3 separate regions of the Homo sapiens genome follow, and all the other regions are linked to region 2. A link is a loop called in an ENCODE intact Hi-C map of the cell type or tissue named here. Cell type or tissue: Caco-2. All regions are shown on one strand. Each heading gives the region's core, and the rest is flanking DNA. Links, peaks and the distances in the headings are about the cores only.

Evidence for each region. A loop is a pair of places that touch in the nucleus more often than their neighbours do. Peaks named below come from ENCODE experiments on the same cell type or tissue, not always from the same donor. Only the 100,000 strongest peaks of a DNase experiment are listed, where the experiment ranks them.
Region 1: it touches region 2 in a loop (6-fold over the local background); 49 of 110 quality-filtered maps call a loop at or near these places.
Region 3: a loop joins it to region 2, with 6 times the contacts of the local background. A loop is called at or near these places in 67 of 110 quality-filtered maps.

Annotation. Positions count from the first base shown.
Region 1 is chr3:124,995,796-125,006,146 of GRCh38, reverse strand. It overlaps HEG1 (heart development protein with EGF like domains 1), which reads left to right. Exons shown (of 17, transcript NM_020733.2): 9 at 779-882; 10 at 3,832-3,890; 11 at 4,135-4,295; 12 at 8,324-8,458. Among named protein-coding and RNA genes, the nearest start is that of HEG1, 55 kb to the left of the region's middle. RefSeq lists an enhancer at 3,617-4,816. In Caco-2, for the core only: no CTCF peak of the experiment used is centred there; a DNase peak (open chromatin) is centred at 2,536.
Region 2 is chr3:125,059,491-125,069,841 of GRCh38, reverse strand. It overlaps DAGARR (differentiation and growth arrest related lncRNA), which reads right to left and starts at 8,431. Exons shown (of 2, transcript XR_007096044.1): 1 at 8,319-8,431; 2 at 5,769-7,971. LOC124906278 (a long non-coding RNA gene) reads left to right here. Exons shown (of 3, transcript XR_007096045.1): 3 at 1-46. In Caco-2, for the core only: no CTCF peak of the experiment used is centred there; a DNase peak (open chromatin) is centred at 6,521.
Region 3 is chr3:125,146,076-125,156,426 of GRCh38, reverse strand. All of the region lies in intron 5 of SLC12A8 (solute carrier family 12 member 8), which reads left to right. It overlaps MIR5092 (microRNA 5092), which reads left to right and starts at 4,875; the gene lies at 4,875-4,962. RefSeq lists a silencer at 1,498-1,547 and enhancers at 1,783-2,284, 7,107-7,176, 7,197-7,386, 7,497-7,586, 8,717-8,776 and 1 more. In Caco-2, for the core only: a CTCF peak has its summit at 5,688 (motif pointing left); a DNase peak (open chromatin) is centred at 5,716.

The DNA of each region.
Region 1 (10,351 bases), core at 714-4,713, 60 kb after region 2:
TGCTTGGCACCTTTCTTTCTCTCAAGTCCCTTGGGTGTCCTTAGGATATCAGATTCCTCAGGGCACAGAGGTTATAGGGGAAAGGAGAGCTTTGAAGATGGACACGCATACGCTCCAATGCCAGTGGTGGCCCTTGGGAGCCTGGGTGAGCTTTCTTAGGAAGTTGCCTGACCTCTGGAAGCCCCCTTTATCAATGATAAAATGGGAATTTCCTCTGACCAAGAGGAATGGGGTTTGGATGGGTGTGGCTCTAAGGACAAGAGGAAACTGAAGCACCCCCTTGAAGTGGTGGGCATGACTCAGTTGGAGACCTCAGAGGACGAGAGCTTTCCTCTGTCGAAAGCCTGATGAGGCCTGAGGAGCATTTTTAGTGTCTAACACATCTCCCTCCCTCCTCCTAGGATGACATTGTTTAGACCTGTTCATCTTTCTTCTTTGTAGCAGCTTTCTTGGGCATCTATTGTGCGGGAGGCCATCCTAGGGACATTGCTAAGGCTCCTCCTCTTAGCAGCCTTGCACATACAAAAAAGGCTCTTTGGAGTTTCTCTCTCTCTCAAAAGTTTGCTCAATCTAAGCCTTCAGCACAGTCCAGTAGATGCTCACTTTGCTAGAGAAAAATCTAGAAGAGGGAGAGGGAGTCTTCACCCATAAGGAGAAAGAAATGCAGAGATTGTCCTGTGAGGTGGAGTAAAGCCGGACACCCCAGAGATGTGCAAACACACAGCCTTGCATAGGTTCTTCTGTTGTGTAATCTAACAAGTTACATTTTCATTTTCAGTTAGAACCTTCGTGACAGAGTTTAAATTAAAGAGAACTTTTCTTAATACAACTGTGGAAAAACATTCAGACCTACAAGAAGTTGAAAATGAGATCACCAAAACGGTAAGTGTCCTGAATGGCATCTTTCTACTCGTCTTTTGTTTCCTAGAACAGATTTTATTCCAAGAGGGGACTGCCTAGCGGTCAGCTGTGTCTCCTGGGCTCTTCACTTTTGTTATATTTGGAAGGGAAACTTCTTGGTTAAAGAAAAAGCCTTTCAGAAATGGAAGTGAGGTATTTGTGCCCAGTAGAAGAGTTTCTTCAAATGTGTCCTCATGCACAGTCTTTATCTGCACCTTTGTGTTTCTTTTCCATGTGCAAACTCATAGTTACAGACATGCTGATGACAGGCATCAGCAGGAGCTGTTGGTGAGGAGGAAAGACCCAGAAAAATCTTACGGTCCCATCTGCTGTTAACAGGCTGTGTGACTTTCCTCTTGTATTTTGGAACTTAGGGAAATGATACTCTTTTTCCTCAAAGGAATGCCAAAGGTGCAGCAGTTAATCCTGATGTCCTAGGGTTTGAGAACTCACTGTATAGATGACCGAGGGGTCTTTGATTCTGCTTCTTTCCCTCTTTGCCCGCTTTTTATCAGAATTTTTTTTTTTTTAAAGAAAAATGCCATCCTGGGCAGCATGGCAAGACCCTGTCTCTACAAAAAAGACAAAAGTTAGCTAGGGTTGGTGGCGTGCACGTGTGGTCCCAGCTACTCAGGAGGCTGAGGTGGGAAGATTACATGAGCCCCAGAGGTTGAGGCTGTGGTGAGCCGTGATCGAACAACTGCACTCCAGCCTGGGTGACAGAGTGAGACCCTGTCTCAAAAACAAAAGAAACCCCCCAAAACAGAAACAACTAAAAAGGAAAATGGAGAGGAAGAAAGAAGACAGGAAAATGAAGCTCATATAATAAACTTTGCTTCTCAACTGCTATCTGAGTCAGAGATTTGACTCATCTATACAGTGAGTTCTTAAACTCTAGGTTCAGAAAATTGAAATTTGCCATTAAAAAACTTTAGAGATGAATTGATTTCCAATCTCAATGTTACTTGTTCTTTGTGGATAAGAGTTAGTATATTAGCTAGGAATTATACATTTCTACAGGACTTTGGACTTTATCTGTGTAAAATACGGATCTAGTTCTATTTCTCTATCTCCTGAGCATTCACTTCATGATAGGGACGATGTCAGATGGCGCACTCCTGTAACAGGCATTGCCAGCACATCTGCAGATAGAACCCCGGGAGGTCTGGAAGTGAATGACATTGCCTGAGTCCACGCAGAGCAGGTGCAAAGTTGGGGAACAGTCCACTAAACCACCATCACTACTGATACCAATTTCAAGTTCAGGCATCCCCAAGATCGCCCTCAGTTTCAATAATTCACTAGAGGAGTCACAGAGCTTACTAAAAGCGATTATATTAACAGCTACGGTTTATTACAGTGAAAGTCAACAGCTTAAAATCAGCCAAGGAAAGAGATGCACGGGGCAGAGAGTCCGGGAGAGTTCCAAAGGCAGAGCTTCCAGCTGTCGTCCCGCTGAGGAGTCATGCACAGTGTTAACTCCTCCTGGCAACAGTGTGTCCAGTATGCAGGGAGTACTGCCAACCACGGAAGCTCTCCAGAGCCTTGACTGGGGCTTTGTCATGTGGCTGACCTCAATCTCCAGCCCCTCTAGAGGTTGAGCTGATACCATGTTACCCAACCCCACCATAAATCACATTGTTGGACTCTCTGGCATGGCCCAGCACCCCCAGGTAAACAAAGAAGTTTTTATTAGACAGCACATTCCAAGGGCTTAGAGATGGCCTCCCAGGATCCAAGAGCAAAGGCCTGACTTCCCTGGGGCCAAGGTTAAATTCTTTACTACACAGCAGAATTTTATGTCTACTAATCCTATACTTGTCCCTTCGCCACAGCTGCCTGTTGGTCGTGCTGCAGGTGGATATCTCCTGCTAAGATAATACAGGGATTTAGAACCCTTTGCAGAAGTGCAGTCCTTTGCATTACGTGGCGCTCAGTGACTTATTTGACTTGCTATTTTTTGCCCAGTATCAATGTATAATTTACTGGTGATGTAACATACCTGTCCCCAAGAAAGAGTGAAGATTAATCCATCATTGGCTGAGGAAGCCACTCAAATGTTCTTTCCCGAGGTGTTCTGTTTACCAAACCTGGAAAAACAGGTTAATAATAAAACAACAATAATAAATCATTGCTATTAGGCTATACACTGATGTCATAGAAAGGGTTTGATAATGTCCCATGTTTGCCTCCATCTTCTGCAGAGTGGCATGTATCTGATACATGGGCCTTGAACACAGGTGGATCTGCACTGGGCCCAGTACTGAGACCCTCCACTCCGGGAAAGGAGTCTCGATAGCTCCTATTGTGCAGGGTAGCAGGGAAGCAGGCCTGATATTTCATGCTGTAGAGGGATTTTCTGCCGTCTCCAAGGGCACAAGGCAAACATAGGGAGAGTAGCTCTTAATTTGCTCTCAACAAAGGGGCTCTTGACCCACATAATGTAATTTCTCACGGAGAGCCTTTTTGAAGAAGACCTGTCTTTGAGTTAGGTCAACTCATTGTAGATTATGAGGCGTCTATGTAGGGCCTGTCAGACCTAGAGTAGCTGAAAGGAGCCTTTCCAGTGCAGCTCGTTCACTATGCAGAGTCCAAATAAACAGTTGCCTCTGAGTTGTTTGAAACCCTGGGCCTTAAAAGAGAGCTGCTTCTTTGAAGATGTTTTGCATCCAAGGGTGCTATTCTGAACATCATTTCCTGCCAAGATTTTCCCCACTGATTTACTCTCTGCCTCTTTCTCTTTGTACTCATGGAACAACAGAAAGGCATTTAAGAGGGGAACAAAAAAAGGACACCACTTCTGTGCAAAGCCGCGTGCTGATAACTTGATGGCTGGAAAATGCCTGTTTTATCCTGAAAATAGGAAACTGGTTCTAGGTCCAAGGCTTTTGTCTAACTCACTGTTAACGACAGGCTTGTTCTTCCTTTCAGTTAAATATGTGTTTTTCAGCGTTACCTAGTTACATCCGATCTACAGTTCACGCCTCTAGGTAAGTAACAGAATTATATTTGCTTGTGAACTAGTCTGTACAAAGGGGAGGCTGTTCTAACATGGGTGATAGCAACAAAACCGGGCTGTTTTCACCCAGCCATGGGGCAATCCAGGGCCAAGGTCACTGACCTTCATGCTCTCCCATCCCGTCACTGGTGAATGGCGATGACATTCATTTCCAAAAGCCTTGGGACCCACGTGTCATTTCAGGGCTGTTAAAAACCCACAAACTTTGCCTATAGGGAGTCCAACGCGGTGGTGATCTCACTGCAAACAACCTTTTCCCTGGCCTCCAATGTGACGCTATTTGACCTGGCTGATAGGATGCAGAAATGTGTCAACTCCTGCAAGTCCTCTGCTGAGGTCTGCCAGCTCTTGGGATCTCAGAGGCGGATCTTTAGAGGTAAGAGGGCAGCCCTCTGGGAGGATCCTACCCATATAGTTAGGCACAGACCTAAGATGGAAATGCAAGGCATCCAGGGCTCAGGCCCAGGAAAGGCCCTCACAGAGCCTATTTTTGGCATGGGTGTTAAGTCAAAGACCTTTGTGCACATGCATCTTCTTTTATGTGTGCATGCATGTACAAACATGCACACACACACCCAGAGTCCTGTACACAAGCCTTGAAGACACCTGGTCCTTGGCATGCAGCTCCTTCTGTTTATTTTATCCAGTGTTGATGTGGGAGGGGGAGGGGCATAGGAGCTGATGTGACAAAGCAGAAATCACTCTTTTTCCACTGAAAAGTTCCTGCTCTCTTTGGGGAAACAGAATGTACATGCTTGTCAATGACCCAAAAAAACCTTCATCTGGCCAGAGGCAGTGGCTCACACCTGTAATCCCAGTACTATGGGAGGCTGAGGTACCCTTAAGCCCAGGAGTTCGAGGCTGCAATGAGCTATGATTGCACCACTGCACCCCAGCCTGGGCCACAGAGTGAGACCCTGCCTCAAAAAACAGAATAAACAACCACCACCAAAACCTTCATCATGATACATTATTAGGTTAAAAAAAAAAAAAGCATGTGCAGTATTACCCATCCTTTGTGTTTGTTTGTTTGCACATTATAAATGCACAGAAACAAAACCAGAAGAATGGAGGCCAGAATGCCCACAGTGGCGCCATAAACAATTATTTTCCTTTTCTCATTCTTGCTTTGTCTGTTTTGTCAAAAGCTTCTATAGTGCCTCTGGTGTGAGGCAAATGAAGAAAGGGATTGGAGACAAGTTCAAAAGGGAAGTTTTGGTCTTAGAGGAGAAGTTTCACCTCCAGGACAGGAAAACTCAACTGGAATCTAAAGTACTTCTTTGCAAAGGGGGCTTGTCCCTGTTGCCACGTGCTACATGATCAAAGTTAGCTCATTTTACTACACAAGTAGGGCTGGCAAAGGATGGAGAATCTAGTCTAAACCACCCATCTGGCATCCAGACGCTGGACATGAGTAGAAGATATCAGGTTGTAACAGTCTGCTGGTAGATCCATGACATTGACATTCCCAGTGGGCCTGGGTTCCATAACTTCCAGTCAAGAGAGCTTTCTGGAGTGGGCCTGTATATTACAGAGCTTGGGAGCCAGATTGTTAGCCCTTCATTCTGGGATAAGAGCTGGAGCTTGGCCCATTTAAGGCTAGTTATTAATCTGAGAAAAAAAAAAAAAGCTAAACTTTCTGAAGTTGAAGTTACTATTGATGGGGGAGTGAGGTAGAAAGGTCATGCCCCATTATATCATGCTCGAAACTTTGAGACTCTATGGTTTTACTTTTTTGTTTCTCTTGACAAGGATTCAAGGGTACCAAGTTGTCCTCCCCAGTGAGGTAGGAAAGTCACCTTTCAGTTCACTAAATATTTATGGAATACATTCTATGTGATCAACATTGCACCAGGTTACTTTTTGTTTCCCATAAATGCATTCAAATCAAGTGCCTTGCAAATCAAGTGCCAGCCATTTGGATTTGAAAGAGCCTGCTCATGGCAGCCCTACCCACCCTCTGACTCCCATTCTTCCGACTGCTTGTATATGGTTTATGGGAAAGTACCTCTCACCCTTGCTGCCTTGCTGAAGTTCCTATTTACTTCTCCTTTCAGAGCCCGTGAGAACAAAGACAGCTATGCATATTAGCTGAAAAAAACAGGCTTGTTTCCCTGTTTTTCCTCCCAGGTCTTCTCCAGGTTTTGCCAAGACCAGCCTGGTCTCATGCTAACCTTTCTGAGTACTAGAGAGGTGGCCTTGACAGCTTCTGACATCTGGGTGTTTCCAGCATAAGGGCAGTGCTGGGCTACTCTGGACACTGCCATTGGAAAGGAGGGTTTTCTGTCTTCACTTCATAAAATATCCACTTCCTTGCCTTTCAAAGAACTGCAGCTCTTGTCATCTCCAGAGGTTTAGTCTTTGGAAATCCCCCATGGAATGTCTCAGCTTTAGATTTACTTAGAGTCTCATTGTCTGTTTTGGCGGATGTTATGCCCAGGAAAGACCATGGGAATTGTGAATGTAGCAAAATCACATTGCCAGGCTTTATATGAAAATGGGATTCTACGTGGTCCTATTGGATGAATTTATGGTAGAATATTCTTTGAGAATTTGTAGGGTAGCAACTCCTCCACTGCAGAGGCAGGGCCTGTGTCCCATGCTTTTGCATGGATCTGCTTCTGTGCAGGGCACAGTTGCTCCAGCAGAGTGATTTGCCAGCAGGCTGGATTAATGGGCAGGGTGGAAGGAAAACGTGACATTGGCTTCCAGAAAATATCTAATCAGGCCAGGCAACTCTGGCTGGCTGCTGGACAAGGCAAGTGTCAGCCTGGACAGGTTTCTGCCCTGGAGGAATTTCTTTATATTAAGGCTTGAGGACTGGCAAAGCCTTCAAAGAGTTGAGATGAGGGATTGTGGAAGTTCATTACCTCCCTGGTGCCAGCTTTGCAGTGTTTGCCTGGTGAGATTTTCCATTTTTAATTTTTCTCCCTTAAATACAAACTTTTTACAATAAACAAAGGAAATTCTGTCACACACACAAATGTGGTTCTGATTGAGCACGCTAGCTTCCACTGATAAAGGCAGGAAATTCAGCTTTGAGAACTAGAGTTGTGTCCTAAGCTTACCTCGTGTGACCAGGCTGTCTACCGGTCCTGAGTTCTCAGGACTCACAAAAGGGGGCAGATTTCAGGAACCCCATGTGGGGTGGCAGCTCATGTCACCAAAACCTGCCTGGGCAGGGGCAGTTTTGCAGCATTAAAAGGGGTACCTGGCTTCTGAATAGGTTGGCTTCCTCCTTTGGGTGGGAAATGGGAGACCATGCCTGGAAAATTGGCAGCCATTCCTCCCTGCACAATAGATACATGGCCCTTCCCCTTGCATCTTTCTTCCCATTCTGAACTTGAGCTTGCCCCCCAATAACAACAGCAAATATCTAGCTTGCCTTGCCCTGCACATGGGTGTAAATAAGGTACTATCCACTATCCAGTTGGTTTCCTATTTTTGTTCTGTTCTCTGTGTACCCCATATACACAGGAGGCCTATGCACCCTCATTGTGTCTGCTGTACACAACTTCACAGAGGGCCATATGCCCCACAGGAAATGCTTTCTGATAATAATGAAATGATTCTTTGTCATCCATGAGATGAATAAGGCCCTAAAGTAAACAAGGTAGCAAGCCTGAAAGATGGGCTCCTTCTCTGCCTGCCTCTGTTTCTCTCTGCCTGGTCAGTGACAGGCGGCCATGTGTACCAACCAGTCCCTGTGCCAGGCACTGAAGACCCAGAGATGAAGAAGCCTCAAGAACCCATCAGTGGAGTGGGGGAAACTGCCTGATAAGCAGAATTACACTACAGCCCGGGGCAAGCAGATTGTCTTTCAGATCTCTCCTCATCACCAGTCTCTTGTAGGCAGCACGCTGTCAGGACAGCAAGCCACCTTGCCACAGGGAGTGGTTCTAGGTCCCTTTTTAGGCCATGCAGACACACAGAGCTGAGATGTACTTCCACTTGAAACAGGTCTGGCCTGCACTCCTGTTCTTAGTCCAAGTCTCGGCTTCCTAAGAACTCAGCCGTATTTTCTGGTTGTGCTGATCCTTCCTCCGCAGTCCTTTGGAAGACACGGGGCCATTAAGGGCTGTATTTGCAGTGAGCACCAGAGGAGTGAACAGGGCCTGTTTATTCCAATTTCGTTTCTCAGTGGGTCCGTGGCACGCTGTGAGGGTGTTTTCAACGGGGAACACTGGTGCACAGCCTGCGGCTGATCAGAGAAGGAGTGGCAGAAGGCAGTACAGATGGACTCCTGAGAGGAGTGTTGCTCTGTGGAGACTTTTCGGAAAACTGTTCTCAGCCTCTTGAAATAGAGAGTTCATGCAGACACATGAGCTTTGAAGTGGAGGAGATTTTAAGGTTTGAAGTGGAGAAGGTTTTGTTTTGTTTCACTGTCTTGTTTTTCCATTCCAGCGGGCAGCTTGTGCAAGCGGAAGAGTCCCGAATGTGACAAAGACACCTCCATCTGCACTGACCTGGACGGCGTTGCCCTGTGCCAGTGCAAGTCGGGATACTTTCAGTTCAACAAGATGGACCACTCCTGCCGAGGTAGCCACAGCTTCGCCTGGGGTTCTGTGCCCAGTCCTGGGACTCTGCCTGGTGCTCTGTTTCTCTTTCTTGCTCTCTCTCTGTCTTTGCTTAGGCGTGACCATTCTAAACTGAGGGTAACTGGTTCTTGTTATTTTGCTCGTGGCAGGATTGAATACATTATCTCCTTGGAATAATAGCATTATCTTTGACTGGTGCATGCTGGTCTGGCCAATTAAATTCAAAGGAAGACAGAATGGAATGCCTGTGGTAGCAGTGCCTTTTCTTTTTTTTTCCATTTAAAGGAAGTTAGAAAAATTATTGTTTTAATTCCCAAAGCTTTATCTGTTGTCTGCTAATCTTTTAAAGTGGAAGTACAAGCGTGGGGTCAGGCTTATATCTTTCAGAGGCAGCTGAGGCCAGAGTCAGAGCCCGACTCTGCCTCACTGATCATGTATCACCTTGGGCAAGTCACTTTGTTTCTCTGAGCCTCGGTTTCCTCTCCTGAGAAATGGGTATGGTGATCCTCTATTGGATATTTATTCTAAGAGTTAAGGAAGGCAGTGGATATAGAGGCCCTTTGTAAGCTGTCAGCATCTGCTCTTGTATTTGGTCCAGGTTGTTGTTGAATTAATGAGTTCTGGTTTTAAAGGTCTCATGAAGTGCTTGAGAGCAGAAATCTAATTCTACTAACCTTTAAGGTGAGGCTTAAATTCATTTAGTTTCAGGGAAAAACTGCTCAAAGAATGTAGTCCAAGAATACTGCTTTAAAATAAAATTAATTCAGGTCCAAGAGCACCACGCACCCTGACTTATAAAAGGCTGCTGCAACTTGCAATCACCAGAAAAACTAACGATATAAAGGCCATCATGGATGGCCAGTTTTCCTACTCAGTCAACACCTTGCTGGTGACAGATGTCAATGGATGTTACTGGAATCTGAATAAAAATCACATACTGGGGCGAGGCGACATGCCACTTTTCTCCATCAGGACTTCCCATGAGAGGACTTGTTCATCACAGATAAAAATATATTTCAGGGCAGCACTCTTATCCTGAGCTTCAGACCCTCTGACTTTGTTAGGTTTGGATACAAAGTTCTTCTCAAGTGCGCATCATCAGCTCTCCAGGTGGGACCTGTGATGGGTTTTGAAGGGGAGGGCCAACTCTCTGTGTTGGGCCTAGGTCCTGATGTGTGACTAGGACACAGCATGTCTCAGTGCCGTGCCAGACTGCCACATTGCTACAAAGAGATGATGCTTCCTCATGCCATCTTATCTGCTTTAATGCAAAGTGTTCCTTGCACCTCTTAGAAATGGGGAGTTGAGCCGGGCGTGGTGACTCACGCCTATAATTTCAGCACTTTGGGAGGCCGAGGCGGGCAGATCACCTGAGATCGGGAGTTGGAGACCAGCCTGACCAACACAGAGAAACCCCGTCTCTACTAAAAATACAAAATTAGCTGGGTGTGATGACGCATGCCTGTAATCCCAGCTACTCGGGAAGCTGAGGCAGGAGAATCGCTTGAACCCGGGGAGTGGAGGTTGCAGTGAGCCGAAATCACACCATTGCACCACTGCAGCCTGGGCAACATCTGTCTCAAAAAAAAAAAAGAAAACAAATGAGGAGTTGAGCCCATCTTCACATGGGAAGGGGACTGGGCTAACATCCATGTGTGTTGGGGCGCTGTGCTGCTGACAGGGGATGACACAAGGTGGGCAGAGGTATGGGCATGGTGCTGTGGTGTTCCCTGTGAACAGTGTCTCAACAATGGCCCTATCACCTTTGCTTCTGGCTGGCCTGCGCCACTTCCTCTGTTTCCAAGTCAGCAATTTTGTAATTGTTTCAGTTACAGGCTAGCATTAACAATAGCTGTGAAAGATTTACCGAGTGTGCTGACACAGGCACCAGCAA
Region 2 (10,351 bases), core at 4,149-8,148:
GGTGCTTTGCTTTTCTGAATAAACCCAGTGTCTTGGAACATCCTCACATGTATTTCAGAATTACTTATGTCACCCCAAGAAATACAACCTCAGATTATCTTTTTCTCATGAGCAATGAGGAGGAAGCATAAGAGATAAGGGTGGACCCTGCCGTATAGTCACAGTCCAGGAAGGAAGTTGGGGACCTCCTTGTACCATCATATGACTGCATTCAAAGATGAGGAAGTAAAGCCTTATGTCTGAAAGTGTAGTCCTCAGCTCACTGATAAAATAAAAAATCATCTGGGATGCTTGCTAATATGCAGATTTGGGGCCCTTCCATTTAAGCAATCCCTCTCCAGGTGATTTGTTAAGGCTTGAGAAGCACAGGTGGAAGGGCTTTGGGCTGCCCTGAGTCTGTGACTAGCTGTCTCCATCAGCTCCAGGCTCTGCAGCGAGCAGCAGGAGTCCCAGACCAGAGCTTCAGTTGCTAGTGCCGGTGAGACACACTGGTCCACACTGGGGTCCAATAAACCACACTGCAATGAGGCCTGTCCCTGTGGGTCACGTTGATGAGCTGGAGACAAAGCACTTCAGAACCTTGTTTTACCAAGCATGGTGGAGACGGGCTGCATCATCTTGGTGTGCATGTGTGCATGAAGTTTGTGTTTGCACCTGTGGGGTCTATTTCTCCGTAGATCTGGGGATATACATTTTGTTCTCTCTGCCACTGACTGGTAGGGCCTCTTCCTTTACCTCCCACCCCAGTGCCCAACTCCTCCCTTCTTTCCAGTCTCACCTCTCTGCCTGCTAGGGCTCCAAGCCCTGCCTAGACAACAGTCCAGAGAAGAGCTGATCCATGATCAGGGACCCCAGGCAGGGCTTGGAGCCCTAGGAACAGCTAGGGTCTTGCAATTCATAGTCAATCCTTAAAATTAAGTAAGAAAATCTTTATTGACCTTATGCTAGCCACCTACATTCATTATCTCATTTGATTCTCAGAACAATGCAATGATGTAGGTACTCTTTTTCCCCATTTTATAGAAGAGGAAAACTGAGGCTCAGGATAAGTAAATAAGTAATTTACTGAAAGTCCCATAGCTAGGAAGTGACAGAGTCAGATTTGAACTCAGATCATTCACTGGTCACTGTTCATGGGACCCATGGAAGCCAGCACAGTCCTTGTCTTCTCTAAGTCCCCAAGTGCTCCTCCCCATCCTGCCCTTCACCCCTCTTGCCCCACTGTCTAGAACAGGTGTTTGCAAACTACAGCCCCATGGGCCAAATCAAACCCATGGCCTGCTTTTGTTTTAATTGAGGTGAAACTCACATAACATAAAATTAACGATTGTAATCACTGCCTGTTTTTGAAACGAAAGCTTTATTGGAACACAGCACACCCACTCACGCATTGTCGGTGGCTGCTTTTACACTGCAGCAGCAGAGTTCTACAGCTGTTGTGACAGGCACCATAGGGCCCACAAAGCCTAAACTATTTACTATCTGGCCCTTTACAGAAAATGTTTCCTGAGCCCTGCTTTAGATGATTTTGATCTATTCTCTTTAGACAGGACCTGGGCCCTGGGGAACATTTTCTCAGACATCTCTACCTCTATTAAGAAATGCCTGCCCTAGTCAGGCGTGGTGGCTCACACCTGTAATCACAGCACTTTGGGAGGCCGAAGCAGGCGGATCACTTGAGGCCAGGAGTTCGAGACCAGCCTGGCCAACATGTCAAAACCCCATCTCTATTAAAAATCCAAAAATTAGCCAGACTTGGTGGTGCGTTGGTAATCCCAGCTACTTGGGTGGCTGAGGCACGAGAATTGCTGGAGCCCAGAAGGCGGAGGTTGCAGTGAGCCAGATCACACTGCTGCACTCCAGCCTGGGCAACAGAGTGAGGCCCCGTCTCCAAAAAAAAAAAAAAAAAAAAAAAGACATGCCTGTCCTCTCTAAAGGCAAACTCTTCCCCTCTGTTGGACGCCATGCTCCTGTGCCTTACGGACCATCTCCTCAGCGACTCCTGTTTCCCCCTCCTTTCTCCGGTCTCTACCCACACACGGGCCAGTCCTGGCAAATACGCTGGTACCTGATCTGCCAGGTGCCACCCCTGTTCTTTCCTTCTCCTGCGGAGTGCCTGGTGTATATAGTTTGTATCTGGATATTCCACTTTCTCTCCTTATATTTTCCCCCTTCACCTTCTACAATCCGGCTTCTGTCCTTCTGCTAGCCTTTTGGACACATCTCCGTGTGGATGTCTTGGAGTTAAACAAAATTTAAGTCATCTACCCAGCGTCCTCAGTCTTTGCTATTCCTGTGTTATCTATCCTGTTGCCTCAAATTAGTCACTGTGGAGCCATCTTCACCTCTCCCTCTTTCTTTATCTCTGTTCTGTTACCAAATTCCATTGCCTTTTAAGGAGATCTCTCTTGGGTTTCTCCCTTCCTCATTCCCACTGTCAATTCCTTGGTCCAGCCCATCATCACCTTACATCTGAATCACTACTGTGGCTTCTAACTGGTCTACCTTCCTCTCTCTTTTCTGACCTGTCCCCTCTGTCTCATTGTTCAAATACTGAGAGCTCAGATAAAATCCAGGCCCTTGGCGTTTACCTTCCCCATTCTTTCCAGCCTCCTGTCCGCCTCTCCCAATATTCCCTGAGCACACCTGGTCCCCACAGGACTCAGCACCCGTGTAGTACTCTGTCTTTCATGTATAATGTTCTCCTCTGTTTTCTTTGCTTGGGAAACTCCTAAACATCTCTCAGGACAGAGTTCTAATATCTCTAAGAATGCTTTCTCTAGCAACTCTCAATGTCCTTAGAGCACTTGGTTCATACTTATGTGAAATAACTTCCCTTACATTACACATATTTATGGATCCATTTTTTCTCCTAATCTGTTGGCTGGACAAGGGCAGGCACTACATACATCTTCTTCATCTTTGGATAGCCAGAGTAGGTGCTCACTAAATGTTTCTTCTAAACGTTTTATTTTAGATTCAGGGAGCACATGTGCCGGTTTGTTACATAGGTATATTATGTGATGCTGAGGTTTGGGCTTCTTGGGATCTCATTGCCCAACTAGTGAGCATAGTACCTGAGAGGTAGTTTTTCAACCCTGGCCCTCTCCCTTCAATAAATATTTCTTGAGTGACCCTTTGATCATGTCCCTCTACTGCTGAAAGCCTACACTGAGTCTCTATCTCCTAGTGCAGTAAGTTTCAGTTTCAGGTGTGGCCGCACATTAGACCCACTTGGGAAGCCTTGGAAGAACACTGATGTCCGGGCCCCACAGCCATCGATTGTGATGGAGTAGGGGGGTTCCAGGCACTGGCATTTTGTGAAAGCTCCCCTGGCATGGGTGATGTCCAGCCAGGGCTGAGAATCACCGGTTTCATGTAGTTTTCAAGGCTCTCATTCATTTCCCCGTCTCCCCAGGAGGCTCTCAGGAGCTCTTGCCTCAGAACCCCTCTCACATGTTGCTCATCCTCAGAGCCCCCTCGCACTGTAGACCCTTCCTCACTCATATCACTCTCCGTCATTCAGGCTATACTTCCCCCCTCACCCAGGTGGGAGTGCCCCAAGGGCAGGGAGCCTGTAGCTTTGTATCCCCAGAGCACTGAGGACAGGGCTGCCAGTGTGGTGGGTGCTCACAAAGAATCTGTGGGCTGGCTGCTCGAGGTCTCCCCTTGTAGAAACCATCCGGGTGAGGCCTGAGGAAACAACACATTTCACGGCATGAGCCTCAGGACACAAGGTTTGTTTTGGGTGGATGGGGAGGAAGAACTTGGGTGGGAGGGTGCCCTGCCTATCTTCACCAGTGTGTGGACTCCAACAGCCCGCATAAACTAACAGATGATCCATGCTGGCGGAGAGTGAAGAGTCTTAGATTGGCTCTGATGGTCAGCAGACATGGAGTCCTGTCTCCTGCCCACTCTCGTCAGATCCTTGCTATATGAGGTTGGGCAGTGTAAGGTAGAGGATGGGGCACTGGCTGGTGTCTGAAGACAGGTCCAGACCTGGCCTTCTGTGCATCCTCTGTGCATCCTCTGTGGGTTTTTCCTCTGTGGGTTTTTCCTCTGTGCATCCTCGGTGCATCCTCGGTGGGGTTTTCTGTTGCTCATCTAGACCAGGAGCCCCCAACTAATGCGAGCCACCTGGAAGGGGAAAAACATGGCACAGGCCACATGTTCCCACTTGCTCATGTGAAATATAGACCTTTGGAGATTGGACATTTTGAGACATTTCTCTTTTGTGGCCCACAGTGGATCAGGGATTCGGGAGCTCTCATGTCTAATGAAAGTCAAAAGTTCAAAATTTTAAAACAGATAAGAGCATCACATTGTTGCTGTTAATTTTTTCTTTAATAAGAGAAATAAATACATTATTATTATTATTTAACAGGGTCTTGCTGTGTTGCCCAGGCTGGAGTGCAGTTGCATGATCATGGCTCACTGTAACCTTGAACTCTTGGACTCAAGCGATCCTGCCTCAGCCTCCAAAGTAGCTGAGACTACAGGTGCATGCCACCATGCCTGACTAATTTTTATTTCATTTTAGTTTTGTAGAGACAGGGTCTCACTATGTTTCCCAGGCTAGTCTTGAACTCCCGGGCTCTAGCAATCCTCTTGCTTAAGCCTCCCAAAGCATTAGGATTATAGGCATGAGTCACCACACCTGGTCATTATTTTTTGCATGACACCTTAAAAATTTTTTTCCTCATATCCATCATCTCATTTGATTGTTACAGTTACCCTGTGAGGTAGTAATGCCTACCAATGACAGGCATTACCGTTCATATTTTACAGATAAGAAAACTGAGACTCACTGAGGTTAACTGATTGGCCTAAAGTTGTAGAACTAGAGAATAGAGAAGCCAGAAGGAAGACTCGTGTTCTGTCTCGTACTCCAGAGCCCTTTTATGAAAACATCCCACTTGGCCATCCCCATCTTTCCAAATGGAAATAGTTTTCTTTGTTCTTTCCTGATTATAACAGTAATACATGCCATCAAAAGACACATACATGAATTTTAACAGCAGCCTATTTGTAACAGCTGCAAATGGAAACTACCCTAATACCTATTAACAACTGAAGAGAAATTGCGGGATAGCCCCACAATGGCCACCACCTCACAAAGACAATGAAGAGTCCATGCCTACATGCAACAAAGAGCGTGAAGTCCTGAACAGTAGAAGCTAGACACAAACTAATCCATATGACTGCATTTCACTTCCATAACATACAAAACCAGGGATTTGGTCTTTTATCAAAGACAGGAGTCCATGCTGAGAGAAGTGAGGGCAGTGGTGACGCATGTGGGGGAGAATATTGAAAGGCAACATAAGCAAGTTTTAGTCCAAGATGTGGCTACACAAGTGTGTTCAGTGAGTGAGATTCTTGGAGCTCTGCATGGCATTTCATGGGCACTTTTTCACGGGCATTGATATGGTTTGGCTTTGTCCCCACCCAAATCTCTTCTTGAATGGTAGCTCTCATAATCCCCATGTGTCATGGGAGGGACCTGGTGGGAGGTAATTGAATCATGGGGGTGGGTTTTTCCATGCTGTTCTCATGATAGTGAGTAAGTCTCACGAGAGCTGATGGTTTTATAAAGGGCAGTTCGCCTGCACACACTCTCTTGCCTGCGGCCATGTAAGATGTGACTTTGCTTCTCCTTTGCCTTCTGCCATGAATGTGAGGCCTCCCTAGCCATGTGGAACGGTGAGTTCATTAAACCTCTTTTTCTTTATAAATTACCCAGTCTCATGAACTTCTTCACAGCAGGATGAAAATGGACTAATATAGGCATCGTATTTTAATAAACAGTTTTAAAGAATTACACATACTCTTATAAGAAATTCAGACAACACTAAAGAATACAAACATTTTTCAATCAATTTTAGAACTAAACACCAGAGAATGTGAAAGTCTATTCCACCAACCTAAGAAAAATGTATCTAGTTCTGTATCAACAGTCACTTAAGGAGAAGAAACAGAAGAGGGAAGGAGAAAAAAATGGGGATGAATTGATTGGAAGTAAGGCAGACTGATGGAGAGGTAGAGGAGTGGCTAGGCTGGGAAGCACTTGGTGACACAAAGGGAGACTTGAAGAATAGAGACTGAGAGACCCAGAAACAGACTCAAGAAGAGATACCTGCGAACAGAGAGTGACAGCAGAAAAGCCAACAGAATGAGGGCCCAGGGGGCTGGAGAGGAAGAAGAACACATCCAGACTCACAGAGGGAGTGAGGTAGAGAGGCGTGTGGATATTGCACCCGACTGTCAACCTGGACTGTGTGGGGAGAGGAAATCATTGCTGCTTTTTGAAAGTCAGGGGAGCTTTGCAGTCATGTGGAAACACTGCATTTCCAGTGACTCCATCAGAGCCTGGCGCTTGGGACATGTTCAGCAAATATTTGTTGAGTGAGTGACTGATGAACAGATGATTGAAAACTCAGGTCCCTCTGCCCACAATGGGAGCTCCACCTCTAGACTTTCTGCTCCTTCCCTGGGGCCCTGGACACTCTGCCCAATGTTGTGGCATCCCAGGAATTTCCCTGCTTGCTGTGGGGAGGATGTTTCACACTGGAAGGTTTTGCAAAATAGGACTGCTTTATCAGAATCCTGTTGCACCGGAGAATGTTCCTGGCTCATTGATGTTTACAGTGTGTAACCACTTTTATCAAAGGAATGTTGTTTGGAATGGAATGGTCCTCTCAGATGGGCAGACAAGAAACGGAAGGTCATTTGAGGACCTGCCCCAAGCTGTGTTAAGTTGGAGCTCCGGGTTGCTGTGTATGATGTTTGGGAGCCTGGCCAGCCCATGAGCAACCCTTCCTCCCTGGAGGAGGTTCCAGCCAGTTTTCAGAGGAATTGCAGTGTTTACATTCTCACCTTGGACCTGCAAGGCAAACACCCCCGGAGCTCAGCACTGGTGGGTGGAGAAGCAGCAAGGGCTCCCTATGCCCGGGGTCCAGCAAAGAGGTCAATGCAGCCTGGACAAAATGACACTGGTCCTGACATTCCAGAAAGGAGAGAATAAGGCTTCTTCTGGGGGGTTAAAAATAGGGAGATGGGTTTATTCCTTTCGTTCTTTGGTGAAAATCCCAATGCACCTGCTTCTTGGAGCTCTGAACAAAATAGTGCAGATGTAGCCCATGTGCCATGGAGGGCTGGAATTCTGCTCTTCTGTGACATCTCTGGTGCTGTGGGGCCAGCTCTGCAGCTCCTGTCTTCAAGAGTTCTTCATGTACCTTGGGGCAGAGAAAGGGACTGAATGGGAGGCAGAGATGGAGGCTGAGGCAGGAAGGGAGGAAGAGTCAAGAGAGGTCACAAGGTTCTGTTCTTGTGGGAGGGAAACCTGCCCTGCAGCAGGAGAGGGCTGGGGTGCCCCAGCTCTGCCCAAGGATGCCGGTCAGCAGAGAGGAGCAAGTGGGAGAGCAGCTGATGCCGCAGCATACTCTCACTATTGGTTTATCTTCACCAGTCCCCATGGGCCCGTGACAGCGCTGGGCATGCTCGGACATTTCTCTCCCTCTCTACAACCATTTCTAAATGTCTTAATGATAATGGATAGAATTATGTCTCCCCAAAAGATATGTTCAAGCCCTAACTTCTGGTATCTGTGAATGTGACCTTATTTGAAAATAGCGTCTTTGCAGATGTGAATAAAATAAGATCAGACTGGATTATAAGGGGTCCTAAATCCAGTAACAGCGTCTTTCTAAGAAGACCATGTGAAGACAGACACACACAGTGGGAAGAAGACCACATGATGATTGAGGCAGGGGCTACAAGCCAAGGAACAGCAAGCATTGCCAACCACCGCCAAAGCTAGGAAGAGGCAAGGAAGAGCTCTCTCCTGGAGCCTTCAGAGGGAGCATGGTTCCGCTGACATCTTGATTTCAGAATTCCAGCCTCCACAACAGTGACAGGATACATTTCTGTTGTTTTAGGCCACCCAGTTTGTGGGACTTTGTTACAGCAGCTCTAGGAAAAGAATACATTGGTGTTTCTCAAAATTTCAAATCCCTCAGGCCCGCCCCTACATTCCCTCCACTCACAGCAAGTAGCCTCTCTTACAAGTCAAGTCCCCTACTTTACCAAGAAAACTGAAGTCCCCAGAGGGAAGTCCAGGCCCTGCAGTGCCCCACGCTCTCCTCTTTTCCTCCTCCCAGGCCAGTCTGTCCACCTGGGCTACGGAGTCCATCCCCTCCTGCTTCTCAGAAACCTTATCCCATCACCTTTGACTTTCTCCCTCCCACACAGACCATTTTCACGTCCAAATGTTCCCCCTAAAAACAAGAACTCCCCTCTACTCATTCCCCTGTACTTACTGTCCCAGCTCACTCTCCCCCTTCAGAGCCAAACTCTCTTGAAAAGTTATCTCCACCAGCTCGGCTTCCTCAGCTCTCGCTCCTCCCACTGTTCTCCATGTGGATTCTGCTCTGAACACTCCTCTGAAGTCACTTTTGTTATGATCACCAGTGACTTCTATGTTGCTAAAACGAATGGCTATTTTCAGTCTTCACCTCACTTGACCTTTCGGCAGGATTGCACACTGTGAGCCAGGATCTCCTTCCCTTTGCTGGGGTGATGTAACCTTCTCCTGGGTTTTCTCCTATCTCTCAGTGGCTCCTTTCCAGTCTTTTTTCTGGCTCAGCCTCCTCTCCCAGCCATTTCATGTTGTGTCCCCCAGGACTCATTTTCAGCCTGTCTTCTCTGACTATGATACTCTCTTCCCTACTTAATTCCATCCCCTTGTACTCCAAACCTTAAACTTGGACCTCTCCCTTCAGTTCCAAGTCTGCAGATTCAAATAGTTCTTGTCCACCGTTCCCTCTCCTTGTGAATGGTACCACCATCCATCCAACCCATGCAAACCAGAAACCTGAGAAACCTTGCCACTCTCTCTCTCTCCCTCATCCTCCATGTCCATCAACATGTCTGGTGGATTTTACCTACTGCAATCTCTCACATCCATATTCTCCTCTGAATTCACTTCTATTACTCTTATCCAAGAATTATCACTTCCCACCTGGACTCCAAGAGTCCGGGCATGAGTTCTTGTTTCTTTCTAAATTATTCCTCTTATTATAGTTAGAATGATGATTTCCAATCCCAAATCATGTCACCCCTCGCCCCTTAACTCCTCCTCCTCCTCCTCCACCTTCACTGTACTCTACCTTCTCTACTTAACACTTTATAATGACTTCCTTAAACTCTTAAAATAAATAAAAAATCCTTAAAATGAGCTGTTAGGTCTCCCTGATTTAGTTCCTATCAAAGTCTCCAGGCTTACCTCCTTCCATGCTCTTCCTCACTCTCTACCTCAGCCACAATGGCTCTCTTCCAGTCCTTTCCATGCATCCCACTTCCTCCTGCCTCAGGTGCTTTGCATATACTCTCCCCACTCTGCTTCGCCTGGTTAACAGCCTACACAGCTTTCGGATCAGGGCTCAATTTCATGTCCACAGGGAAACCCAGCACACCCTCCTGAGTGCTCTCCTTCGAGCACTTACACATGACAAGTTTACATTTATACTCTTAATTACTGTCTGTCTCCTCCAAACCCTTAAGCTCTACGATGTCACAGACTTGCCCAGCACTCAGCACAGTGCTGGGCACAGTGTAGTCACTCAGTAAATATTTGTTGAATGACTAAATAAAAGAAAGTCTTATGTTGGATTTTGAGGATATAAAGATGAATAAAGCACAGAGCATCCCAGAAAGCACCTTGTAGATTGAGAGTGGGAGGGGACAAGCAGATGAGAGGATGAGTAAACAGACTCAGGGTTTAATAGGGTGATGAGCAGATAACAGAGAAGCCGGCCAGATGCCCCAGTGGAGACAGTGATCTGTGGGCCCAGCCTACCTGTCCCTAGGTGAAACTCAATCCAGGGGTCTATTAACTGATCTGTCAGCCCTCAGGGACCCGTAGTCACCAGAGTCCTGAGTGTCCGTAGGATATTACTGCTGTGCATCTGGCACTGCATCCCAGCCATGGCAATGCCAACCCACGTGAAATCCTGCACAGGCACCATCCTCAGGAACTGGGCACACCGTGGGGCCAGGTTAGAATGCAGTGTTATAAAAGGCTCTGGCTACAATAAGGGCATCATGCAGAGCACTTTAGTCAGAAGAGTTCCTGGTGCCTTCTGGTCAGTGATCTCATCATATCCTCAGGACAACCCCAAGAGGCAGCAGAGGGAAATGATTTTTCTCCCCGCTAGGCAGCTAAGGAGACAGATCAATAGAGATCACCTGACTTGGCCAAGAAATGAGAATCGCTTTGGAACAGAACTTAGAGAGAACCCAAGGTCCTCTCTGTCAAGTCTACCAGTCAGACCAATCAGCAGAGGAGGCCTCC
Region 3 (10,351 bases), core at 3,326-7,325, 87 kb before region 2:
TTTTCTCGCGCCACTGGCTACATGAGTGGGTGCACACATAGACCCATGCATGATCACACACACTGATGGCCTGGCCCTGAGATACTGGAGACGAAGCAGCCGGCACCATGTCTGGCACATGAACTCAAACACTTCACTTCCTCTGGTGAACCTTGGCCAGCCCCATCCATGATTCAGTGACGAAATGCCTTCTCACTCTGAACTAAATTCATTTGCACGGTTTCTAGCGTGCTTTGTATTTTTAGTCCTTTTCCACACATGGCCTCTCCCATTGGATGGCACACTCCCTCATCACAGCACTACAGCTCAGCCACATGCCCCGTGAGAGCATGATGAGGCAGCCGGCTGGGGTCTCTGCCTGGCCCGGGGCCTGGATTATCTCTGTATGTGGCCACCATTTGCATGTGAAAATCACGTCTGGCTCACAAGTCTGTGACCCAAACAATAGTCTCTTTCACCCTGAGCATACGGTCTAGGGATGTGAAGGGAAATTTCCCTTGCTTCTCTGAGAATATGTGCCACTTTTCTGAAAAATTAAAAATAATTGGAGTTACGAAGTTGGGTTTTTTTTTTTTTTTTGGCAAGAGTAAGCAATAATGATTAAGAAAAGTGGTTCATCAACTGTTACCCTGCTCTTAGTCCTTTCAAACTTCCTTCTTTTTTTTTTTTTTTTTTTGAGACAGAGTCTCGCTGTGTCACCCAGGCTGGAGTGCAGTGGCGTGATCTTGGCTCACTGCAAGCTCCGCCTCCCAGGTTCATGCCATCCTCCTGTCTCAGCCTCCCGAGTAGCTGGGACTACAGCTACTTTTTTGTATTTTTAGTAGAGACAGGGTTTCACCGTGTTAGCCAGGATGGTCTCGATCTCCTGACCTTGTGATCCACCCGCCTCAGCCTTCCAAAGTGCTGGGATTACAGGCGTGAGCCACCGCGCCCGGCTCAAACTTATTTCTAATAAGCCATCAGAAAATTATGTCAGATGTCTACATCAATTCCTGCATCAGAATCTCACAGTGTCCTTATCAGACATTCTTTACCAAACAGCCTCGCCGAAATTAATACTTTTTGAAACACTGAGTATATTTCTGCTTGTAAGCAGAGAAGAAAGTAAGGTGGAATAATTTATTAAGATGAGAAAAAAGTCCTGGGTCAATTCACATTGCTGTACATTTCTTGAATTTAAGATTTGAAGGTGGTGCGGTGAGCAAGGGAAGTAACACAGTAGCTTCCACCCCGCCACCCACGGTTTCACTTTCCATGGTTTCCATTTCCCGTAGTCAACCACAGTCCGAAAATACTAAATGGAAAATACCAGAAACAAACAGTTCATACGTTTTAAATTGCCCGCCATTCTGAGTAGCATGATGAAATCTTGCACCGTCTCACCCGGGACATGAACCCTGCTTTGTCCAGTGTGGCCACACCGTACACACCGCCTGCCATCAGTCACTTAGTACCTGGCTTGGTTATCAGGTCAACTGTCAAGTAGCAGAGGGCTTGAGCTCGAGGCCAATAATAGCCAAGTGCTATGTCACGATGCCTGCATCATCCGCCTCACTTCTCGTCACGTAGGCGTTTTATCATCTTACATCATCACAAGAAGAAGGGTGCATACAGCATGGTAAGCTATTTTGAGAGAGAGACGTTCACATAACTTTTATTATAGTATATTGTTAGAGTTGTTCTATTTTATTATTAATTATTGTGGTTGATATCTTCTTGTGCCTAATTTATAAATTAAACTTTACCATAGGTATGCATATATAGGAAAAAACGTGGTGTATATAGGGTTAGGTACTATCCTTGGTTTCAGGCATCCCCTGGGGGTCATGGGATGTACCCCTAATGGATAAGGGAGGGGGGATACTGTAATAGCTAATGTTTATTGAGCATTCTGTTTGTGCCAGGTGCTATACTAAGCATTATACATCTCACTATATCCTATCTATGGAGTCCCTGTGTGTTATTGTCCCCATGATAAAGATGAGATAACTGATGTTCAGAGAGGTTAGATTGCCCAGCAGTTATCCAGCTGGTAAGCAATGGAGCCAGAATTTGAGCCCTGGCTTCTGACCTCAGGGTCCATGTCCTTAACCATCAAGCTCACATTGTTTCCAGCTGCTGGGGCCGCCTGCTCTTCACTGACTGAATTAGAAAACAAGCAGGACACATAAGTCCCATGTAGGGCATGGCATTGAAAATGCAGTTTGCGAAGCTGCTGACTAGTGAAGTGAAAGGGGACGGTAGTTAAAGTATTTTGCACTGGGAGACTTGAAGCCAGCATTCTCTCTACCACTGTCTGTGGGACCCTAGGCCAGCACCCCAATATCTGTGGGTCTTCAGTTTCCCCATAATAAAACTTGATTTTAAAATTCATCATCTGGCCGGGCATGGTGACTCATGCCTGCAGTCCCAGCACTTTGGGAGGCCAAGGTGGGTGGGTCACCTGAGGTCAGGAGTTCGAGACCAGCCTGGCCAACATGGTAAAACCCTGTCTCTACTAAAAATACAAAAATTAGCTGGGTGTGGTGTCACGCGCCTGTAACCCCAGCTAGTCCAGAGCTCAAGGCCAATAATAGCCAAGTGCTATGTCACGATGCCTGCGTCATCCGCCCCACATTGTCTCGTCACATAGGCATTTTATCATCTTACAGCATCACAAGATTCTCCTGGTGAGGCAGGAGAATCGCTTGAACCTGGGAGGTGGAGGTTGCAGTGAGCCAAGGTCACACCACTGCACTCCAGCCTGGATGAGACAGTGAGACTCCATCTCAAAAAATATATAAATAAATAAATAAATACATAAATTTCATTATCTCTTAGAAGTCAGTGGGCTGCCCAGCCAGGGGCAGAACTTAGTGCGACACTTGCCCAACTCCTCGTATTTGTCTTGTACTTCCCAGCATGGGAGATGTGTCCTAAATGAAGAAGCACAAGAACATGCTATTGAGAAGAGTCCCTCAATTGCGGCCATCCTTTGGTGTTTCTGAAAGTAACAAAACAAGGCATCAGATATAGCAGAAAGAAGCACTGGTGGTAGCTGAGAGAGTTTGATAGGCAGCTACAGAAAATCCCCATACCTTGGATGTTGATGGCACGCGGTGCTGAGTAGGAAATGCAGAGGTCATTGTTTTTCAGGCTGTAAAAACCTCAAGCACAGGAATCCCATATTATTGCCGTTTTATCCTGGCATCTTGGAAAGTACCGGGCACATGGTTGGCTCTCGGTTGCACTTTGCTGAGTGACTGACTGGGAAACACACCAGAGTGGATCAGCATCCAGTGAGGCAGATGGATGGACACAGTCCTAGGAAACGTAATCTGCGCAGCTTGTGAAAGTGTGATGAGAGTTGCAGGAGAATGGAGTTGATGGAACAGATTGTCAGAGCACTGTCTCCAAAGAAGAGGAGTGGCAGGGTGGACGGAGCGCCTGGCTGCACACACACCTGTTCCGCCTCCCTTTCTTTCTTCCTCCCATCCTCCCACCCTATAGGTAGTCATCAAAGCCTACGGGGTGCCAGGAGGTAGGCTTTGGGATACAGCGGAGAATAGGATAGCGATGGTCCCTGCCCTCATGAAACAGGGAATCCATGTCAGCAATATATGCTTTTCTGATTAATGCTATCAGAACACATGCTTCTTGTTAGCCGTGTGGCTGTGGGCAAGTCACCGAAACCCTTTGAGTTTGTCCATCTGTCTAATGGAAAGAAATACCCTCCTGGAAGAGTGTTTTTTAAAGGATTAGAAATAATATGTCCAAAGTAGTTATTTTTTCTTTGAGTTTGGGGGGAGGGGTGGTTCCTTCTCTCTCTCCCCCTGCCAACTGTTTTCTAGAAAATCAGCACTTACTGGATATTGTAGAGAATAATTTTGGGGTTTTATTATTTTGAAGACGGTTTCTTCTGTTAAACTTCTTCCTGCATCCTCTTGAACTGGCAGAAATAAAAATGCTAGACTTTTAAAGATATGACACTCTAGAATCCTGATTGCTAAAAATGAAAAGCATTCTAAAGTAAATAAAATAACAAATTCAAACAGTAAATCTGTAATGACCGAATGAGCACCATTTTAAACTCACACGTACCAGAGGTGATCGTGGTATGAGGAATGAGCATGGTACATTCTGAAGCTCCTGAAGTAATCAAGGGACTTCTGTTATGGCCTAAAGCAAACAAACAGCCACCATACAAACCTATATACATTTCTATTTCTTTTCCCTCAAATTTCTACTTGAAGCAAAAGGAAAGTCACTTCTTGCTTTCTCTGCCCCAGTAACTGTGGGTGGCAGCCAGTTTTTGGAGCAGTTCTGGAGCAATTACTCTGCAATCCCAAATTCCTAGTGTATGAACAAATCTGCTCAGACATTATCAGGGAAGAAATACTGGAACCTGGATTTTAGTCCTGGCTCTGCCACTTTCTCAATCCTTGACCTTGGGGAAATCACCTAAGCGTCAGTTTCCTCCTCTAGAAAATAGAGAATAATAATATCTGCCTCACAGATTATTTAGAGATTAAATGATGTAATAAAACGTATTTCCTCAATTCCAAGTCACCATCAATTTTAATTCACACCAAATTTTCAGGTGGAAAAAAGCCTTACATTAAGTCCTCATGTTGCTTGTAAGACATCCAAATTTCAGAAAATCAAAATGTTTTTAAAAAGTTATACTCAAAATGAGCAACTACTATAAATACGATTGCCTTGGCAAAGGAAGATTCTAAATAAACGTAAGACAGTCTTGTTATCGTGGTCATCCTCCCTGGGCGGAGGATCTGCAATCTGTGCCTGGGTTTCCCTGTCGCCACCACTCTGCTAAGCAGCCGGAAGCAGGGCTGCCCCTTCAGCATTTCTCTTGAGACCTACCGCACCCCCTCACAATCCCAGATCAGATGCCAAAGCCAGTGGGGACTGGACAACATGATGAGCCCAAACCAATCCACGCTGAGCTTGGCATCTGATTTGGGATTCTCCACCTTGCAGAGAATCGGAAAGTATCTCCACAATTTCTTTTGGACCGAGCTGTTCTTCCCTTTCCATGAGTTTCTTTTACACCTGACCTAGAGCCTCTCAACCATTTTTATGTCACTGCACAGCCAGAAAATGATAATATTTGTACAGCACTCCAGGGAAAAGGGAGGAACAGTTGGGCCAAGAGGCCAATGACTTCACCATCTGGAACCCATTCAGGGCATTCCAGCGTGGCCCACCTTCTCCAATTAGCCTCCTCAATGAAAAAGAAAGAGGGGGAGGAAGAGGAAGAGAAAAGAAGAAGAAAACCCTGGTAATGTTCACTGTTTTTTGCTTTAGAATTATAAGGGCACTTTAGTTTTTCGAAGCGTCTTTATGATAATGGTCTGGTATAGTGATCAAAATACCCTTGGGCTTGAAGTGCCATAAACAAACAAGTTGTGATACTTGCGTGTGTATCAGAATCCCTGAGGAAACTTGGTGTGTGTGTGTGAGCGCGTTTCCTAATAGCCTGAGGCCCGGGAATCTGGATTGTAAGAAGTGCTCCAGGTAGTTTTTTATCATGATTTTTAAGTCAGCTCTGGGAACTACTGTCTTCGAGGCCCTTGGAAGGTTTCTCCTGGCACTCTACCTTTCATGTTCTGCATTGCTCATTCTATTTTCCCCTGTAAAGGTAGCCTTTTTGATGCAGTAGTCCAAACCTCGTCTTGCGGTGCCCTTGTATATGTGCTCAGTCCTACCCCCTAGTGTACAAGAATCGCACTGCAAGGAGTAGATAATCAGCTGACCTGTGGGACCAGAAGCTCAGCCTCTCAGGCTTGCAATGTTCTCTGAGAACAGTGTGTCTCAGCGTTTGGTTTGGAGATTTCCTGTATCGGAATTATCTAGAAACTCATTAGAAAAACAGTCTGATCCATACTCTCAAATTTTGGACTAGTAATCTACATTTTAGGTAAGCATACTGGAAATTCTTATGTACATTCAGATTTGGAAACTACTACGTATATGGGATTTACTAATCCTATTGATCTGTAAAGGGTTAATTTGACTCACACATTGTTACCTGTCTTTGACAGGCCCCTTACTGCGAAATAACCATCCATGTACACAATGGACCCCTTGGAGTAACCAGCCTTGCTTCCAATATGACTGTTGGGGTAGTAACCAGGAGAAGGTGCTTAGGCCCTAAATTCTGTCACTGAAGCCAATGGTATGATTAAAGCTCAATGTGAAGACTTGAATACAACACATCCCACCCTCATTTTAGTTTCATCTGGCAATTGAGGTGTTTTTGCTTTGGCCATTATGGGTCTCCCAATCAGAGTGGAGCTTCTAGAATAAGTATTTTTAACATAGAGTCCTTGAGCCCCTGAAGTTGCATGCAAAATTGTATGTAAATAAGTGTATTTTTCTAGGACAGGGTTCAGAACTACTGCCAGATTCTCAAAGGCATTCTTGACCTGAAGGGGGAAAGATTAAGGATTAGAACAGAGGTACTTTTCAGGGTTAGAACAGTGAAGAATTATAAACAAAGGCTCATGTCCAGGTAAGGATTTCTGAGCCTCTGCAGACCAAGCCTGACCAATTGTCCAGCATTCCCCAAAATCCACCTGCTCTCCCTCCTCTTTTCTTTGTGCCTCATCCTTTCTTCCTTTATGCTTTTCTCTCTCTGTTTTTTCTCCCCAATCCTTTTGTCTCTCTTTTTCCCCTCTGCCCCCACTTTGCCATCTCCCCATCCCTCCTCACCTTCCATTTCTTCTCTTTCTCTCCCTTCCTGGCCTGAATAGGAAGCAAAGCATGTTCTTTGACTTGTTCTACCTGTTGAATATTTTCAATATTCCACTTATTTTATGTTGGTGGTTCTTGTTTGTAAAATTATGTGAGTTGCACATTTAATATTTCTCTGGCTAGATGAGAAACTAATGCTTTAGGCATCCTTGTTCCTTGATTGTTTGGATCCAGCCCTTGTTAGAAGGCTTTCTGTGGGCAGTGGTCCCCATCACCCCTGGCCAGCAGCAGGCATGCCTTAGGCCTCCCTCTTGTTCTGAGATTGATTCTGATGAAGAAAAACTGACTGACCAGAATCCCAGACCCCTGGCTCTGAGCCCCTACCCTGATCCCAAAACCCAGCTGTCTCTACTGGATTATTCTCATTTGCTGGCTTTGGCTTGGGGATCAGAGAAAGGAGCCATGGGCTGAAGAGGCCGTGGGACCTGGTCAAGTTTGCAGAAGGAAGTGCGAGCGAGCGCTGCCCAGCTTCGACCCCCGAGTCTGCTCCCACTCTGTGACTCTGTGAGCAGGAGGGATGGGCTGGCCCGACTCCCTGGCTGGGCGTTCCGGGTATGGATGCCTGCCACATGCAGTCACCAGCTGGGGAGGGCCCTTCCACACTTCTGAGCCTCGCCCGCCTCAGCCCTGAGCAGCTGGGAGTTCCGAGGAAGCGATGGGTGACCGCTGAGGGGTGGGCCGACACATCCTGCCTGTGCCCCCCCGCTGCTGGTTTGTGTTCCTCTCACTGCACGTGGCAGGTGTCCCCTGGCTGTGGGGAATTTGCAGATTACTCTCCATGTGACTGTAGAAGCGTCCCTGAAGGCACTTCTGGCTTCACCATTTTGGGGGTACCTCCTGGGGTAGGAGGCAGGATGGTGGGTCTGTATAAAGCACAAAGTGGGATATGTGCCCTCAAGTCACTCACATTTGGGTGGGGAGCAAGGCAGCCAGCTACAGACCCAGAGAACAAGGCAGGAAGTCCTGGGCTGACAGTGGGCATGCAGAGAGTGGGCTCTGTGGTGCGAGCAGCCTGTGAGTGCTGGCCGAGGGTTGGGGGTGGGAGTGAACCCAGAGGTGGAGCTGGCAGGAGAGTGCCGCCTCCTGAGGCTGGCAGGAGATGATGCCCCAAATTGCAAATTTGAAAGTTAAATAATATACAAAGGACCCACGTGGGCCCCCCACCCCACTCTTCTCCCCACTACCCTCACTCCAGGGCCCAGACAAGGCCAGTGCTAGAGCTTCCAGGCCTGCTCGCAATCCAACTTACATGTCCCTCTTGCCTGGATCTTCATGCTCCCTGGGGACTGAGGCATGCACCTTCATCTTCAGGGACGTGTTTTGAAGAAATATTGAGGCCTCTGCCACAGGGTTGACCTAACCCCAACACATAGGTGCCCACACCCCAGGCCAGCACTAGGCAATGGGGCAGCCTCTAGACATCTCCCTGGGGATTGCATTTGCCTTTAAATCTCTGGGCCCCATAGCGAGTTGGCAAGTGGCTGTCCTTGTTGGCCTAATGTGAAAGATTGCATCACATATACTACAGTTGTCAGAGACATGGCTTTGGAGTCAGACCTCCAGGTTCAAGCTCCAGCTCAGCTATAATTTGCTGCATAGAATTGGTCAAGGTAGTTAACCTCTCTGACCTGCTCTCTTTGTTTCTGAAAAGCAGGTAATAACGCCTGCCTCGCTAGGTTGCCAAAGCATAAAATAAGATAATGTTTATAAGAGGCCTAGTGTCATGCCTGGCACAAAGTAGGTGCTCAATAAATAATCATTGTCATTATCATTGCTTGTCCTGGAAGAGTAGGTCCCTGGAGGCCCTGGGTTATACTCTAAGGCAGTGCTTCAGGATCTGGGGATCTTGTTAAAATGAAGGTTCCAATGCCGCAGGTTGGGGACCATACTTTGCATAGCAAGGTAGTTTCCTGGGGCACCTCAATCACGTTCAGTCAGGAGCAGCAGCATCCTTTCTCCTCCTCTTGCTCTCCCCTCGTGCTCTCTGGGTTGATCAGTCATCAAAACACTTCCCAGGCTGTCCAGGCAGGATGTAGGGCAGGATGTATGGTCACTGGACTCATCCAGCACCCCAGTGACTGCAGCCACCTGCGGATGAGGAGGGGATCCGGAGGGAGGAGGGAACTTGTCTCTGACCTTGAGGATTCCTAATCTGACGGGGAGATGGTACAAACACACCTCACTCTCCATAAGCGCCTGCAGAAAAGGCACACAACGGCTTGCAAAGGAACACACAGAGGCACAGGAAGGGGCCACTTCTGGTTTTCTCCTCTCAGAGCTAGAAGGCTGAGAGCAGAGTGCCCCTGCCAGCCCCACAAAGGGAAGCGGAGTGCAGCCTGAAGCTGCAAGGTCAGGTGATATGGCAGTAGCCCAGGGCAGCCCGGGTTAAAGGCACACTCACTCAAGGCCGGCTCTCATTTAGTGGCACCGCAGGTTAAATGCTGCTCCCAGGCCTTGGGTCCCAGTGACCAGGAAAGTTTTGAAAATGAGAACATGTGTTGACCCTAGGACTAGGACAACAGCGCCCTTGATTTTGCGGAAGTCTTCCCTGGAAGTTGGGCGTGCTTGATATTGAGACGCTGCACTTTGTGTTTCTTGACGGCTTTGCTGCAAATTCTCACACACCTTGCCCTTGAGTAAAACCCCAAGGATTCCAGACGTCGGCAAACTCCCGAGCACAACGGTCCTTTCCACCTAAACCCCTGAGCACACAGTGATTTCTGCCTACATTGGTGACTGGTGGTCAGATGGCTTGCTGGGCAGCTTCCCCGCCCTGCTTCTCGTGGAGGAAGGGCCTCCCTGTGGTGGGAAGAGGTGTTCCCTGTGGCAACAAACAGAGACCTTGTCTCTACAAAAAATGTACAAACTTAGCTGGGCATGGTGGCGTCAGCCTGTAGTCCCAGCTAGTCGGGAGGCTGAAGTGGGAGGATCACTTGAGCCATGGGAGGTGGAGGCTGCAGTGAGCCGTGATCATGCCGCTGCACTCCGAGGGAGGCCACAACTAGTAGGCAGGGCCTGTGGCTCTGTCCTCACCTTCCACCATCCTTGGCCAGGAAGCCCCCTTTGTCCTCTATTCCCACATCTGTACGGCAGGGAGGAGCCCAGGCCTTAAGCAAGGATGCAGGGTGCCATCTCTGAGGATCCCTGGGGAGGGTGCTGTGGAAAGAAATGGCTTGAGGTTTTGTTTGATTGTTTGTTTGTTTGTTTTGTTTTGTTTTTTATTGTGGTAAAATATCCATAGCACACACTTTGCCATTTTAACCGTTTTTAACTGTACAATTCGGTGGCATTAGTTACATTCACACTGTTGTGCAATTATCCTAACCATTTGCGTCCAAAACTTTGTCATCACCCCAAACAGAAACTCCGCCCCCACTAACTTCTGTTCTATGATACTTTCTGCCTCTCTGAATTTGCCTATTCTAGATATTTCATAGGCAGTAGTTCCCCTTATCTACAGTTTTGTTTTCTGCAGTTGCAGCTATCCACGGTCAACAGTGGTCCAAAAATAGATAAAAATAGTATAGTACAATAAGGTATTTTGGGCCAGGCGCAGTGGCTCATGCCTATAATCTCAGCACTTTGGGAGGCTGAGGTG